Linked DNA regions of Homo sapiens: region 2 is linked to region 1. A link is a contact called in ENCODE Hi-C or POLR2A ChIA-PET data. All regions are on one chromosome and are shown on one strand. Each heading gives the region's core, a stretch centred on a gene start or an enhancer-like site at or near the end of the contact. The rest is flanking DNA. Distances are from core to core; before and after follow the strand shown. Region 1 has its middle 48 kb from the start of SPRED2. Region 2 has its middle 57 kb from the start of LINC03050.

Evidence for each region. A loop is a pair of places that touch in the nucleus more often than their neighbours do. ChIA-PET counts read pairs that join two places held with the same protein, here RNA polymerase II (POLR2A). Pooled maps may share reads with other maps.
Region 2: a pooled map shows a loop between it and region 1 (2.5-fold over the local background). The contact joins two enhancer-like sites. A Hi-C loop is called at or near these places in 5 of 50 pooled maps. POLR2A ChIA-PET finds 5 or more read pairs at or near these places in 5 of 52 experiments (HEK293, Panc1, WTC11 and 2 more).

Annotation. Positions count from the first base shown.
Region 1 is chr2:65,476,306-65,484,136 of GRCh38, reverse strand. No RefSeq gene overlaps it. Among named protein-coding and RNA genes, the nearest start is that of SPRED2, 48 kb to the right of the region's middle. Within about 2 kb of position 4,381, at least 2 of the 41 ENCODE cell types and tissues checked have a DNase peak (open chromatin) inside an H3K27ac peak, as active enhancers do.
Region 2 is chr2:65,541,452-65,549,282 of GRCh38, reverse strand. It overlaps the pseudogene RN7SL635P. Among named protein-coding and RNA genes, the nearest start is that of LINC03050, 57 kb to the left of the region's middle. Within about 2 kb of position 3,227, at least 3 of the 41 ENCODE cell types and tissues checked have a DNase peak (open chromatin) inside an H3K27ac peak, as active enhancers do.

The sequences.
Region 1 (7,831 bases), core at 3,132-5,631:
TTGACTCTGAGAAGTCCTCATGCAACCCATAGAAGGAGGAGGAGATGATCCCTCTATCTACAGTGGATAGGCATAACAGGTGAATTCTTTTCACTAAATCCCGTTTCACTTTGTTGATTCACTAGAACTCATCTTGTGGGAGGACCACTGACTCACCATGCAAAAATGGGAAGATAAGTTTCATTAGAAGTGGGATGTTTCACACGCTTCTTACATACACACATCAGGACTCAAAGTGGGGTGACGTGGTTTGGCTGATGTCTAAGTGCCCTCAACCCAACATCGAGATTTTAACCAAATATAGCAAGGAGTCTTCAATTTGAGAATCCAGCTCCCTCTTCCAAAGCAGATGATAGGTGAGAATAAGGGAGGGGGTTGGGAAAGTGGGAGAAAGATGGGATTCGAGTTAAAATAAACCCGAGAGGAAAGAGCAGAATTCTAAAGAGAAGGAAAGAACTCATCTACATCTTCTTCTGTTTGAGTACCAAGGTCTGACCGTAGTCGTTTTCAAAGCGACAGAAAACATCCAGAAAGATATGTGTCATGCATGGTAAAGGTTGAGTTTTATCTGGAGTGGGAAAATTAAGACTGCAAATAGTTAAAAAAAAAAAAACAAAAAAAGTAGTGTTTCAGTTTTCAGCACTCATCACAGATCAAAATTCACATTTTAAGCTCAAAACTAACTGTTTTATAAGTTATAAACTTATCATTTTGATATATTAAAAATGTGAACGCTGGAACAAAAAGTTATTTCTGAATTTTTCGAAAGTGTGTGGGGAAAAAAAAAAAAACCTCCTTTTCTCCATGTCCTTCTCTGGCAGCAGGGAGCTGTTGACATCTACCAAAGTCCTGAGTATCTACTTAGTTATACAACATCCTGAAGGCTAGCTAGAAGCATGAGCTGTGCAATCCCACTCCTAGGTACTTACTCAAGAGAAATGAAAAGCTACATTCACATGAAAACCTGCACAAATGTTTACCCACCTTTATTCAGCCCGCGCTGGGCACAACCCACATGTCCTTCACCTGAAGAATGGATAAACAAACAGTGGTACATCCATACAACGTAATATTTCTCTGCAACAAAAAGGAACAAAAGATGGATGTATGCAGATTTTGCTAAATGAAAGAAAATAGTCTCAAAGGGCTGTATGATTCCATTTGTATAACATTCTAGAAAAAGTAAACAGAAAACTGATCGCTGCGTATACAGGGGGCAGGGGCAAATAGAAGGAAGGGATCGAGGCTGGGTGCAGTGGCTCACACCTGTAATCCCAGCGCTTTGGGCAGTCGAGGCAGGAGGATCACGTGAGGTCAGGAGTTTGAGACCAGCCTGGCCAACATGGTGAAACCCTGTCTCTACCAAAAATACAAAAATTAGCCAGGTGTAGTGGTGCATGCCTGCAGTTCCACCTACTTGGGAGGCTGAGGCAGGAGAATCGCTTGAACCTGGGGAGACGGAGGTTGCAGTCAGTGAGCCAAGATTGCGCCACTGCATTCCAGCCTGGGTGACAGAGGGAGACTCCGTTTCCAAAAAAAAAAAAAAAAAAATTAGAAGGAAGGGATTGATTACAAAAGGACGCAAGGGAATTTTTGAGGGTGATGGAGCTGTTCTGTATCTTTATCATGGTGGTATTTCACTTGTCAATCCTCATAGAATTGTACACTGCCAAAACAAAGTGAATTTTACTTTATGTAGATTATACCTCAATTTAAATTATTTATTTCTTTATTTTTAAAGACAGAGGTCTCCTTATGTTGCCCAATCATGCCTCAGCCTCTAGAGTAGCTGGGACTATTGGCGCACGCCACTGCTCCCAGGTTATATACATCAAAAAAAAAAAAAAAAAAAAAGACATGGGCCTTGGGGTCACTAGCCTGTTACAGAACCTCAGCCCCACCATTTCCTTAGCTGTGTGACCTTGGACAAGTTCCTTAAGCTTTCTGGGCCTTGGTATCCTCATCTGTACATGGTGATGCAATAGTTCCTGGTTCACAGGTTAGGAGGATATAGTGAATGTGTATATGTAATGCAGTGTCCAACACCCATTCTGCATTAGATCTCACTATGACTAGCCAGCCAACAGTCACAGTATGAAGTCACTTCTCAGGTGGGCTTAAAAATCTGTCTGCCCTGTGCTCTATCCCCCACCTCCTTCCAAGTGGCCCTCTGCCCAGCCTGGATTCCTGGGAGGTACCACCCCAGGGCAGCTAGCTTCTTGGCATTTTATTAGACTACACGAAACATTGTTTGATTATAGGTTCTAATACTCTTTTTTCTTTAGTTTTAGGGGGCAAGTGTGTGTGTCATATTGCCTAGCTAACACTTTCTCTTGAAAACTTTCTGTCCAACTTAACTGTTTTAAAGATCCCAAGCAGACTTTTTCATAGTTAGGAAGTTATGTGAAATGTCCCATTCATTATATTAAGTAACAAGATGAACACTTCCTGATATATTTTCATTGGTTAGGATGAAGTTCGGGGCACTAACCACATGTGCACTGTGGGCAGGATTTGACAGGGACAATCATGCTGTTAGAGTTTATGGAGCACCCTGTCTGTGCCAGGAGTGCTGGACCTCTAGGCAGTCACATAGCTCCTTCCCAGCTTCTGAACCTGAGTATACATGCTGTCAATATGCAGATACCCCACCTGTTGGGGTCTCTGTTTCTCCACTGTGGTTTTTTTTTAGATGGACTCTTGCTCTGTTGCCAGACTGGAGGAAGTGGTGCGATCTTGGCTCACCGCAACCTCTGCCTCCCAGGTTCAAGCAATTCTCCTGCTTCAGCCTCCCGAGTAGCTGGGATTACAGGCGCCCACCACCATGCCTGGCTCATTTTTGTACTTTTAGTAGAGACAGGGTTTCGCCAAGTTGGCCAGGATGGTCTCAACTCGGCCTCCCAAAGTGCTTGAATTATAGGTGTGAGCCACCGAGCCTGGCTTACTTTTGTTTTTTTGGAATTTTTATATTTTTAGTAGAGACAAGGTTTCACCATGTTGGCCAGGCTATTCTCAAACTACTGACCTCAAGTGATCCACCCACCTCGGCTTCCCAAAGTGCTGGGATTACAGGCATGAGCCACCGCACCCGGCCTCTCCACTGTGATTTTAAAGGCCCATTCTGGACCCATTCCAGGGCTCTATGACTTGGAAATTGCATTGTAATCAGTGGTGGCTAGAAGATAGTTCTATGGGAACTGATAATGGTGGCGACAGTGGTGGTGAAGATGAGGATGCTTCCAACCTGGAGAAGAGGAAGAAGTTAAAGTGGGGCAGGCATGATGGCTCATGCCACAATCCCAGCACTTTGGGAGGCCGAGGTGGAAGAATCACTTGAGCCCAGGAGTTAAAGACCAGCCTGGGCAACAGAGCAAGGCCCGTTTCTATAATTGTTATTAATTGAAAAAAAAAAAGAAGTTAAAGGAGTGTTTTTAATGGAAGTAGCTAATTTACAAGTTTCCATTCCTTTTGCTGCTTTGAGACTACTTGTGAAGGACTAGAAAGATACACGGCCCCTCGAATGCGGTAGGAGAATGGGGAGAGAGCACAGGAGGGCTTCAACTGATATTTTTAAGGTTTTATTCCTTAAAACATTTGTAAGTCAATTCAATAAAGCCAAAAGTTAAATAGGGGTGTTCGGAGTCCATACCTATGAGTTATAATGCACTCTGCACTTTTTCACGTTTGAAATATTTCTCAATCATTTTTTTAAGAGACACCATCCCTTCTTAAGTAGTCATGAAAACTGTGGTACAGGGCATTTTTCATCACAGAAAGGGTATTTCTGTGTCTAGCTGAGCAATCAATTATTCCTTGGATATAACACCCCACTGATTCGTTCTCCCTCTCCCCTCTGAATGTTGCACAGGATCCTGCCTATACCGATGATTGGATGAACGAGTGAACTGGCGGGTACTTAAGTTCCTTTATTCTCTTACTTTTTGATTTTTTTAATTTTTGAGAAGGATTCTTGCTCTGTTGCCCAGGCTGCAGTGCAGTGGCACAATCTCGGCTCACTGCAACCTCTGCCTTCCGGGTTCAAGCAATTCTCCTGCCTCAGCCTCCCTAGTAGCTGGGATTACAGGCATGGACCATCACACCCAGCTAATTTTTGTATTTTTAGTAGAGACAAGGTTTTGCCATGTTGGCCAGACTGGTCTCAAACTCCTGACCTCCGGTGATCAGCCTGCCTCGGCCTCCCAAAGTGCTGGGATTACAGGCGTGAGCCACCACATGCGGCCTTAAGTTCCTTTAAACCCTTCATACTAGCAGGTCAGCTCCTCCTCCATACTCCTCGCTGGACCCCGGGCTGACAACCTGCTGATGGAGCAGCTTTGAGCAAGCTTTGCTCAAGGGCAGCTCCCGAGAGAACTCGGGTGCCCTGGCTGGGCCAGGGAATAAAAAGGACTGTGCGTTTCAAAGGAAGGGGCGAGGGGAGGGGTGAATCAGCCTCGCCTCAAAGGCTAAAAATAATCTGGCTTTGTAGACTCTTCCTCCAACTACTCAGGGCCCGGAAAACGGGAGGGGGGGAGAAAAGGGTGGGATCTTTGCATCAGTCCTAACTATTAAGCGTGTGTTTGTCAGAAAAGAGTTAAAAGGGAACCTTCATCCTTGTCTGTCTTCCAAGTCTACTTCTTATAACTTGAACTCATCACTCATCTCGTTTGTAATAAACGCAATTAGAAGGAGCCAGGTGGGTTCCCGCTGTTGCCTTGTCCCACTGTTGTCTCTTGTCTCACAGTTTAGAGAAAAGCCCAGACAGGCACCGAATGCAAGTCAGCCTCCCTGGAGCCTGTATCCCCACATGTACCTGAGCCTGGACATGTGGCCTATATGGGTACAGAATCCTATCTCTTTTCAGGTTGTTTGGGCTGATCCCCTACATACATTCATAACAAAGGAGACAATGAGCAGGAGATGCTTGTACCCTCCTTGAGCAAATCCAAGTGGCGTTCCAGCCTTCCTGTTGTCAGATGCAAGCTTCCTGTGTGTGCCAGGGATGGAGTTTTCTCTTTACTCCTGGTCTGCAAATTCTCTCAGCAAGACAAGGACTCCTTGCTGCCCAGCATGCTTCTCTACCCTGCCTGAACCTGGGTGTTTGTAAACCTGTCAGAAATTCCAGAGGGCTGACTTCCTTTATAAACCAGGTTAGAGACAGTCCAGGAAACCTACTTACTGGCCAGCACCTGGGGATGTCGGAGCTACAGCCTCCTAATGGGCTCCTGGACTGGGCAATTTTCCCTGAGGCAGTAAGCAACATGGGCGGTTCTGCTCCTTTTCATCTGCTGAGTAAAACCTTTTCCCGGCAAACTAGGTCTTCTTAAGTGCAATGACTTGTGTGTGGAACTGCACACCATGACTGGCTCCAGCCTAGCCACCCTCCAACACAGAAGTCTCACGCAGTGGGACACAAGGCTGCCACATAGACACTTCCCTTTTCTTGGTGACTATGCCACCTCCGTTGGTTGGAAAGGTATATCAAGGAGTCCAGCTTCCTTAACCCAGGTGTTATTGCTACATATTTGCCAGGATTTTATGTGCTGCAGAAACACTTCAAGTTTTCCATAGGATCGTTCCGAGTCAGGATGGTTCTGAGCATCTTCCAAATGAGGTGAGAAGGCAGTAAACTCCCTGGATGTGGACTTGAAAAACCATCAGATTCCACCCCCCTAAATCCCAAAATACACTTCTTTGTTCTTTGAATTACTTACAAAAAAGAATATGAACAGCTGACATCTCCTCAAGACTTGCTTTCTACCAGGCTCTACCTGTGCTAAGCTTTTAAGTAGATCACCTCCTTCAGTCCCCACATTTACAGGAGTTTGGGGTTGGGGGTGGGGGGCTGAGGTTTTAACAGAGTCATGAAAGGTTCCACTGTCATGCAACCCATAAAAGGGATTCAAACTCAGATCTGTCTAGCTCTACATCCAGAGCTGGTAACCATGATGTCCAGAAGTGCTCTGTTGAGATGCAAGTGGTCTAGTGTGGAAAGTGTACAAGGACAAACCTTGGAAAACTTGTGTTTGAATCTCTAGATCAGATTCTAATTTTCTTTCTTTTCTTTTCTTTTTTTTTTTTTTTAGAGATGGATTCTTGCTCTGTCACCCAGGCTGGAATGCAGTGGCTCCATCATAGCTCACTGCATCCTTAAGTTCCTGGCCTCAACTCATCCTCTTGCCTCAGCCTTCCAAGTGCTGGGATTACAGGTATGAGCCTACATCCTAATTTTCTATGTGACTGTGAGGACTAGCACCATCTCTCTGGATGTCAGATCCGAGGAAAATAAATAATGGTATTAGGTCAGCCTGTTTCTCAAAAGTGCTTGCTTGTGTTTTACCGCTAATCTCTAAAGGAAATGGAAAGGAGATAAGCAAACAACATACAAGAGGAAGCGACCAGGATTCTTCAGCCTTGCCAGTCTTCTTAGAAAGGATCACAGGAGGGTGGGGCCCTCTTTCTAGATGGTTTCTGGAGACCAATCCCCTCCCACCTGCCTTCTCCGGGTGGTCTAAAACCTTCCCACTATCATTAGACAAAGGAGTCCTAAAAAACAACCACCTCGAAATGGGCCAATGTAGGTGTCCAGGTCTCAAGGGCTTCATTTACATCTCGAGGGAAATAAGCTGACCCCCTTTCCAGTTACTGAAGCCATTAAACTCAGAAAGGGCTCTCCCCAAAAGCAAGCAAGAGAGATGTCTGAGGCAGAGCCTGAAAAGGCCCCATAACGGGCATCAAAATTATTTGAAGTTCGATCTATATCTTTTAAAATATAGACAAAGGGCTGGGTGCGGTGGCTCACGCCTGTAATCCCAGCACTTTGGGAGGCCGAGGTGGGCAGATCACGAGGTCAAGAGATGGAGACCATCCTGGCCAACATGGTGAAACCCCATCTCTACTAAAAATACAAAAATTAGCCAGGCATTGTGGCAGGCACCTGTAGTCCCAGCTACTCGGGAGGCTGAAGCAGGAGAATCTTTTGAACCTGGGAGGTGGAGGTTGCAGTGAGCCAAGATCTCAATGAGAGGTGAAGCCAGATGGACTTCCTGGGTCAAGTGGGTACTTGAAGAACTTTTCTGTCTTAGCAAGGGGATTGTAAAATGCACCAGTCAGCGCTCTGTAAAAACACACCGATCAGCGCTCTGTAGCTAGCAAGAGCATTGTGAAATGCGCCAATCAGCGCTCAGTAAAATGCACCAATCAGCGCTCTGTAAAATGCACCCATCAGCAGGATCCTAAAAGTAGCCAATTGCAGGGAGGATTGAAAAAAAGGACACTCTAGTAGGACAGAAAGGGAATACCGGAAGGGCCAATAAGAGAATAAAAGCTGGCCACTCCAGCCAGCATCGGCAACCCGCTGTGTTCCTTTTCTACGCTGTGGAAGCTTTGTTCTTTCGCTCTTCACAATAAATCTTGCTGCTGCTCACTCTTTGGGTCCGTGCCACCTTTAAGAGCTATAACATGGCCGGGCGCCGTGGCTCACGCCTGTAATCCCAGCACTTTGGGAGGCCGAGGCAGGCGGATCATGAGGTCAGGAGCTTGAGACCATCCTGGCTAACACGGTGAAACCCCGTCTCTACTAAAAACACATAAAAAAATTAGCTGGGCTTGGTGGCGGGCGCCTATAGTCCCAGCTACTCGGGAGGCTGAGGCAGGAGAATGGCGTGAACCCAGGAGGCGGAGCTTGCAGTGAGCCGAGATGGCGCCACTGCACTCCAGCCTGGGCGACAGAGCCAGACTCTGTCTCAAAAAAAAAAAAAAAAAAAAAAAAAAAGAGCTATAACACTCACCGTGAAGGTCCGTGGCTTCATTCTTGAAGTCAGCAAGACCACAA
Region 2 (7,831 bases), core at 1,978-4,477, 66 kb before region 1:
CATTGCTTAGAATGGTGACAGTTTTAGGTTACATCCAAATCTGGATCTGAAACCACTTTCCAAGTGTCTGTGTGTCCCCACCTCCTGCTGCAAGGGCTGCCTCAAGATGGGATGCAGGGTACATGACCTAAACGCCCAAAACCCCAGTAAGCATTTCTCATTGAGATCCACCTGCTGGCCCTTCTTAAGGGACAGAGCAAGCGAGTGGAGAGAAAGCCCAGGGACTCGGGTCACCTGCAGAAATGACAATCAGGAAAGCCGTGAGCCGGTTCCCCCACTGGGGCATATTCTGCTTTCTCCTCTTGCCTGAGTTGACTGTGACACGAAGACATTCCTCAGACCCAGTCCCAGTTACCAGAGGTGAGTCAGCTCAGCCCAACAATCCCAATTCAATGCTTATTCACAAATTGTAATTTTAGTACAATAGGGCACAGCTTTAAATAAGAGCTATGAGAAACCCACCCACCTATGACATGGCAGTGGGCTGCTCATCTCCCCACTCTGGGTGGACATTCTGTTAGTCATAGAGGAGCATCTGGGCCCAGCTCACTTGTCTCCCCACTTTCTTGTATCTCCAGACATTTTACCAAACAGACACTGAGTCAGAATAAGTAGGTTTAGCAATTAAAATCTGCGTGGAGGCTGCCTTCAGAAGCATTTGGAGGATTTGGAAATAAATATTCCTCCACTGCAAATCAAACACTCATTGTAAAAACCTGAATGTAATATGCATGAAGACAAACTCGAGCTGAAATCTCATGACATAATCTTTTTCTCCTTCAACGAGGAACATAAAGGACTTCCATTCGCTTGCAGGGCAGGCTGAATAATTCAGAGTAGAAGCAGAATGGTCTCTAAGTACAAGAAGCAGTGAGATCCTGTCAAAGGAAGCATCTACCTGGTTCTGAACACAGAAATTTCCATTGGAAACACTGTGCAGACAAGGAATGCCCCTAGACGACACCCTATCACACTAAAGCCGGGGTGTTGAAATGAGGCAGAGTCAGGTAGTCTGAACACACCCGATTTCTGGTCAATGCTTCCTTCAGCCTCAGAGAGGAAGTCAAGAGCTAGATGTTTCTGTATTTTGGCCAACCCTACAAGGCCAGCTGGAGAAGGCCCCCTGCAGCATCTCATCCCAGATGGAAGGAAAGGCACCCGAGCCACCAAGCCTGACATCATGCCAGGAAGATGGTCCTTCAGGATGGGTCATCTTTGTCCTCTCCAGGCCTGTTGTGGGAGCTGTGAGCCTCCTGGACCTGCTGGACCGCTCTAACAGGAGGTGGTTAGAGCCCCAGCTTAATATGGCCAAGGTTTGTCTTCCATTTACATGAGGATCACTGGATATCCCCCTTTTATAAAGTTCCTGGATTACACACTGCACCTCCCACCCCTGGTAGCTGGTGCAAACATCTGCCACCCAGGATCCATGCAGATCCAGTCTCACACACATGCATACACACACACACACACACACACACACACACACAACCTAAAAGCATCATTCCCAGAGCCAGAGCCTGCCACAGCCTCCTACAGGCAGCCCAGCTCCTGTTCAAGGTGAGGTCTAAGAGTTCCCAGCAGAACAGGGCCTGTCCCAAGGACATGAGCTATAACAAAGCCAAATTGTTTCACACTCTAGTCTTGACTAAGGAGCTCTCATTTTTCCATCTGGATGTCCAAAGCCACACTGCAGGCTGGCAGTGGATCCAGGCTAGAATGGACTTCTACTCTGAACGTAAGACACTGTTTCCATCATTCATTATGAGATACAAAATCTACATTCAAATGTCTCAGTCTGTAAAACTCCAGGCTAGTGGTTCTTAGCATTTTTAGGGTCACAGACTCCACTGAGAAATTGATAAAAACCAAAGACTCTTTGCCTGGTCAAATGTACTTTCACATAAAATTGATGGCACAGTTTTAGGGCTTAAAAGAAGCCCTGAAAACCATCCATAAATGACTAAAAGCCTCTTCCCTGGTCACTGGATTGTAAAGCAAGAGGGCACTTCCTAACCACTTTGCACCTGCCCAACTTCAGGTAATCTCAGTTAAAACGTCTCTTGTGTTAGGGTAAAGCACCAGTATTTCCTGGACTGGTCAAGAGTTAAGCCTGCAAGTAGCAGAAACTTCCTGGCTCACTTCTATGTGCTGGCAATGGGCAACATCTCTCAGCAGCTATGATTTTTTTTTTTTTTTTTTTGAGACGGAGTCTCCCTCTGTCGCCCAGGCTGGAGTGCAGTGGTGCCATCTCAGCTCACTGCAAGCTCCGCCTCCCGGGTTCACGCCATTCTTCTGCCTCAGGAGCGAGTAGCTGGGACTACAGGCGCCCGCCACTACGCCCGGCTAATTTTTTGTATTTTTAGTAGAGACGGGGTTTCCCGTGTTAGCCAGGATGGTCTCGATTTCCTGACCTCGTGATCCGCCAGCCTTGGCCTCCCAAAGTGCTGGGATTACAGGCGTGAGCCACCGCACCCGGCCTGCAGCTATGATTTGTTGAGCGGTTACTACATGCCAGGCCCAAAGCAGGGCTCCCATGCATTTTTGTCCTTTAACCCTTAAAATTACCCTATAATTGCAGGATCAATGTTTCCATTTTACAGATGAGGGCATTAAGGCTCAGAGAGGTGAAGTGCCCTTCTCAAGAAGTCCTGCAAGCTGCAAGTATGCCTGCCAACGCACTAAGGGCCCATCAATTGCACCAGGCATGGTCAGCCCGAGCAAATGCCTTCCTCTAAATTAGTAGGACTGGGCTAAAATCCCAGAGTACTTGGTGAGAGAGTTGCTAAAAATTTTGACTGTTTGCAAACTGGGATTGTCTTCATTTTTATTTGCCTTTGGACTTCCTGTTTAGAGATGAAAACAAGCACAGAATTTTCCGGAGGCCTACTCTTTCTGAATTTGTAATAGAACTACAAAAAGAACACTAATTTCAAGGAAGCCTCCATCTCCTCTTATAGATAAGATGTGTGTGTGATGAATGAAAACAAAAACTTAGCTCAGTGTGGAAGTTGATCATCAATAATGACATCAACTCAGCTTTAGTCACATTTAAAAAAAACTAGGAGTCTAACAACTGCATTTTAAAATAACAGTGACTGAACAAGCTTGGTAAGTAAGATCATTAGACAGACATTTAGAGAGTGACTTAGCCCTATGCCTGGCACTGTTCTATGCCCTGGCAATGCAGAGGTGGTAAGGCAAGGTCCTCTCCACAGCAAACTCATCATTAGCAGGGGAGGTGGGGAAGACATGTGATTAACTGGAATAACAATGTGTTAACTGCTTTACCAGTGATTTGACTGAGGTGCCAAAGGCCAGAGAGCAGGAAGTGAGTAATGCTGGGGAAAGGAGAGGAAAGGCCTCAGAGGCTCAGGGAAGGTCTCAGGAGGTCAGGGAAGGAAGAAGAAGATCTCTCCAAGTCCAGAAGGGCACTGTGGATGGAGGACACAGCGTCAATGGGAACCAGAGGGAAACTCATTAGAGACGAGAGCTGGCTGAGGTGCAGGCTCCATGTGTGGCAGGAGGAGATACAGGATGGGAGCCAGAATAGGAAGGCGGTAGCCACATGCTGAAGGCCTTGGTGGCTGGGCAGTGGCTCACACCTGTAATTCCAACACTTTAGGAGGCCGAGGCAAGAGGATTGCTCAAGCCCGGGAGTTCTAGGCTACGGTGCACCACGCCGATCAGGTATCTACAGTAGGTTTGTCATCAATATGGTGACCTCCCTGGAGCAGGGGACCACCAGGTTGCCTAGGCAGAGTGTACCAGGCCAGGTCAGAAACTAAGCAGGTCAAAACTCCCATGCTGATCAGTAGTGGGATCATGCCTGTGAATAGCCACTGCACTCCAGCCTGGGCAACATGGTGAAATCCCATCTCAAAAAAAAAAAAAAAAGGCCTTGGTCAACTATGAGGAGTCACCAAGAGGTTTTTTTTTTTTTAATGGAGAAAGGACTCAGTGACATTTATATGGTAGAAAGATAGCTGTGGCAGACGCATGAAAGGTAGAATTTACCTGGGAGAAACCGTAAGCAAAAAAATGGAAGAGAAAGTCTCTGCAATTACTTTAAGCCAAGGACGAGGAAGGCTGGATTCCAGATATTCAAAAACAAACATTCCCACAGCAAACCAGCAGGGTCAGATGGTGACAGGGAAGGCACAAAGCAGAAAAAGAAATGCCTCCGAGGTTTCTAAGTGGAGCCGTCAGTCAACGATGATGCCGGTCAGAGAAAGGAAGCCCAGGAAGAAGAGCCAGTCCCGAGGTAAGGAGACAACAAGATGATGAGCTGTGTTTTGGACAGGTTGATTTTGAGGTGGCCAAAGGAGAGTAGGTAAATCGTCTGCAGATGACAGCTTTAGAAGATTATAAGCATAAAGCATGAAGAAAAAGAGACAAGAACTAAGGATAGAAGCTTAGGAATATTAATTTTAAAAAGGAATTGAAGGAGAGAAGAGCTAGCAAAAGATACTGAGTATGAACAGTTGAACCTGGGCTGTGGTCAAGACACCTTCCAAGAAGTCAAATACCAAAAGCCACAGAGAGGTAAGGGAGAATAAGACCCAAAAGGAAGGCCCTCAATCAGGCTGTTAGAAGTTCCTTACTGCGTTTTCAATTTCAGCAGAACCTTACGGGATTTGGGAATGGAAGCCGAAAGTTGATACTACTCTTTGAAGAATTTTAACCAAGGATGGAAGAAAAGAGATCATCCACCCTCGTGACAAAGCCTTCCTTTGTCATGGAGGGAGTGTGTGACCTATTACATGCCAGACCATGTAACCTCACCAGCCTCATCACGTCACGCCTGTGTTTGAGTGAGGCAGGTGAAGAGGGACATGCCTATACTGTGGCTAACGTCCAGAACTGGCTAATGATCCTCATTGCTAGTACCGCCAAGTATTCATAGTTCAGGACTTAAATTGTCCTAGAAAATGTAGGGTAAAGACTACTGCTCAACATTCCAGTGAGAGGCTGAGACTTCAGTGGCCCATCGGAAGAGGAGACCTATTTACTAAGAAAACACAAAACCAGGCCAGGTGCAGTGGCTCATGCCTGTAATCCCAGCACTTTGGGAGATCAAGGCAGGAGACTGTTTGAGCCCAGAAGTTCAAGACCAGCCTGGGCAACATAGTGAGACCCCAGTTTCTGCAAAAAAAAAAAATAATTTTTTAAATTAGCTGGGCATGCTGGCATGCACCTGTAGTCCCAGCTACTCAGGAGGCTGAGGCAGGAGGATCATTTGAGCCCAGGAGATCGAGGCTGTAGTGAGCTATGATTGTCCCACTGCACTCCAGCCTGAGTAACAGAGTGAGACTTCACCCAAACCAAAAAATAAAAATAAAAAGAAGAGAAAACATAAAACCAACAGTGCAAGTGGCAAATATACTGCTGTTGATAATTTTGGTAATACCAAGTTGAAGGTTCCAGGAAGCAAGCATTTTCAGACACCACCGGTGAGGATTTACAGTAGCACAACTTATCAACAAGTAACTCAAAAAAAAGGGGAAGAAAAACCTAAAAGATTGCAGACACTGTAGCCCAGCGATTCAACGTACACAAACTTATTCTATAAAAGTCACAAGGATATCTGCAAAGATTTATCTACAAGCATATTTATCATAACTTTGTTTATAAGAGTTTAAAACTGGAAACAATGTAAATTTCCAACAACAGGAAATTAGTTAAACACATTGTTATACATCTCCATAGGATACAATACTCGGCAACCATTTAAAATGTTAAGTAGGCTGAGCATGGTGGCTCATGCCTATAATCCCACCATTTTGGGAGGCCAAGGCGGGAGGATCACTTGAGCTCAAGGGCTTGAGACCAGCCTGGACAACATAGTGAAACCTCATCTCTGCAAAAGAATTTTTAAAAATTAGTCAGGCATTGTAATCTCAGCTACTTGGGAGACTGAAGCAGGAGAATCACTTGAACCTAGGAGGTGGAGGTTACAGTGAGCCAAGATCACGCCACTGCACTCCAGCCTGGGCGACAGAGTGAGACTGGGTCTCAAAAAAAAAAAATTAGTCAGGCGTGGTAGTGCACACTTATAGTCCCAGCTACTCAGGAGGCTGAGGTAGGAGGATCACTTGTGCCCAGGATGTTAATGAGCAGTGAATGCATCACTGCACTCCAGCCTGGGTGACAAAGTGAGACCCTGTCTCAAAATAAAATAAAATAAAATGTTAAACAGGCAACTATTTAGCAACCCAGAAAAAACGGTCACATTATATTATTAAATTTTAAAAAATAGTTCACAAAAGATAATGAGTACATTAAATATGTATATATATATACACACATGCACTCATACACACTCAGACAAAAGACTAGAAGAATGGACACCAAAATAGTAACACATTCAAATGAAAGAGGAAGAATATGCACCAAAATAGTAACAGTATCTAAATTTCTGGATGGCACAATAATGGGTGGTTTTAATTTACTTTTTGCTTCTCCGTATTTTCCAAAATATTTATAAGAAACACTCTATAGCTTTGGTAATTAAAAATAGTCTGTTATTTTTAATATAATAAAAATAGTTTCATATAATTAAATAGCTTAATATAATAAGATAGTCTTTTTAAATATAAAAGTAATAGAATCTGATCATTTAAAATCCAAAAAGTATTAAAGCATATTAAGAAAAAATTAAAAGTGTTCCATTCCCCTAATTCCTCCAAATCAGATTCCCCATAAAAAAAATCACAGAGGCCTTTGTTACATTATTGTGGATTTTTTTCTATCTAAATATATGTATACATTAAAAGTAATTTAAAAGATTTTTTTTAATTTTAGATAGTAGAAGACTAAGATCAGGAATCAGCAAGCTTTTTCTTTTTTTTTTCTTTCTTTCTTTTTTTCTTTTTTTTTTTTTTGAGATGGAGTCTCACTCTGTAGCCCAGGGTGGAGTACATTGGCACAATCTCGGCTCACTGCAACCTCCACCTCCTGGGTTCAAGCGATTCTCCTGCCTCAGCCTCCTGTGTAGCTGGAATTACAGGCGCACACCACCATGCCCAGCTAATTTTTTGTATTTTTAGTAGAGAAAAGGTTTCACCATGATGGCCAAGCTGGTTTTGAACTCCTGACCTCAAGTGATCCACCCGTCTCGGCCTCCCAAAGTGCTAGGATTACAGGTGTGAGCCACCGAGCCTGGCCACAAACTTTTTCTATAAAGGTCCAGATAATTAATATTTCCAGCTCTTTTGCAACTACGCCACTCTGCCATTGCATCACGAAAGCAGCCATAGATGATATGTAACAAATGAGCATGGCTATCTTCCAATAAAACTTTATTTACAAAAACAAGCAATACAGCTGGGCGCAGTGGCTCACACCTATAATCCCAGCAGTTTGGGAGGCCAGGGTGGGAGGATTGCTTGAGCCCAGCAGTTCAAGACCAGCCTGGGCAATATAGTGAAACCCTTTCTCTACAAAAATTTTAAAAATTAGCCAGGTGCATGCCTGTGATCCTAACTATTCTGGAGGGTGAGGCAAGAGGGTAGCTTGAGCTCGGGCGTTCAAGGCTACAGTGAGCTGTGATGGCGCCACTGCACGCCAGCCTGGGCAATAGACCCTATCTCTAAATTAATTAATTAAATAAATAAAATAAAATAAAGCAATGGTCTGGACTTGGCTCATGGGCCAGTTTTCAGACCCCTGGACTTAAGTGAACAAATAAAACAAAAAAATGCCAACTTAAGAAAAAATAAAAATGCCAACTTACTGAGCATGCTGGCTGAAGAATGCAGCTTGTTTGTTTTCTGTTTCATGTTAACATCAGTTTCAGTTCAAAATGTCCATGCTGGCCGGGCATGGTGGC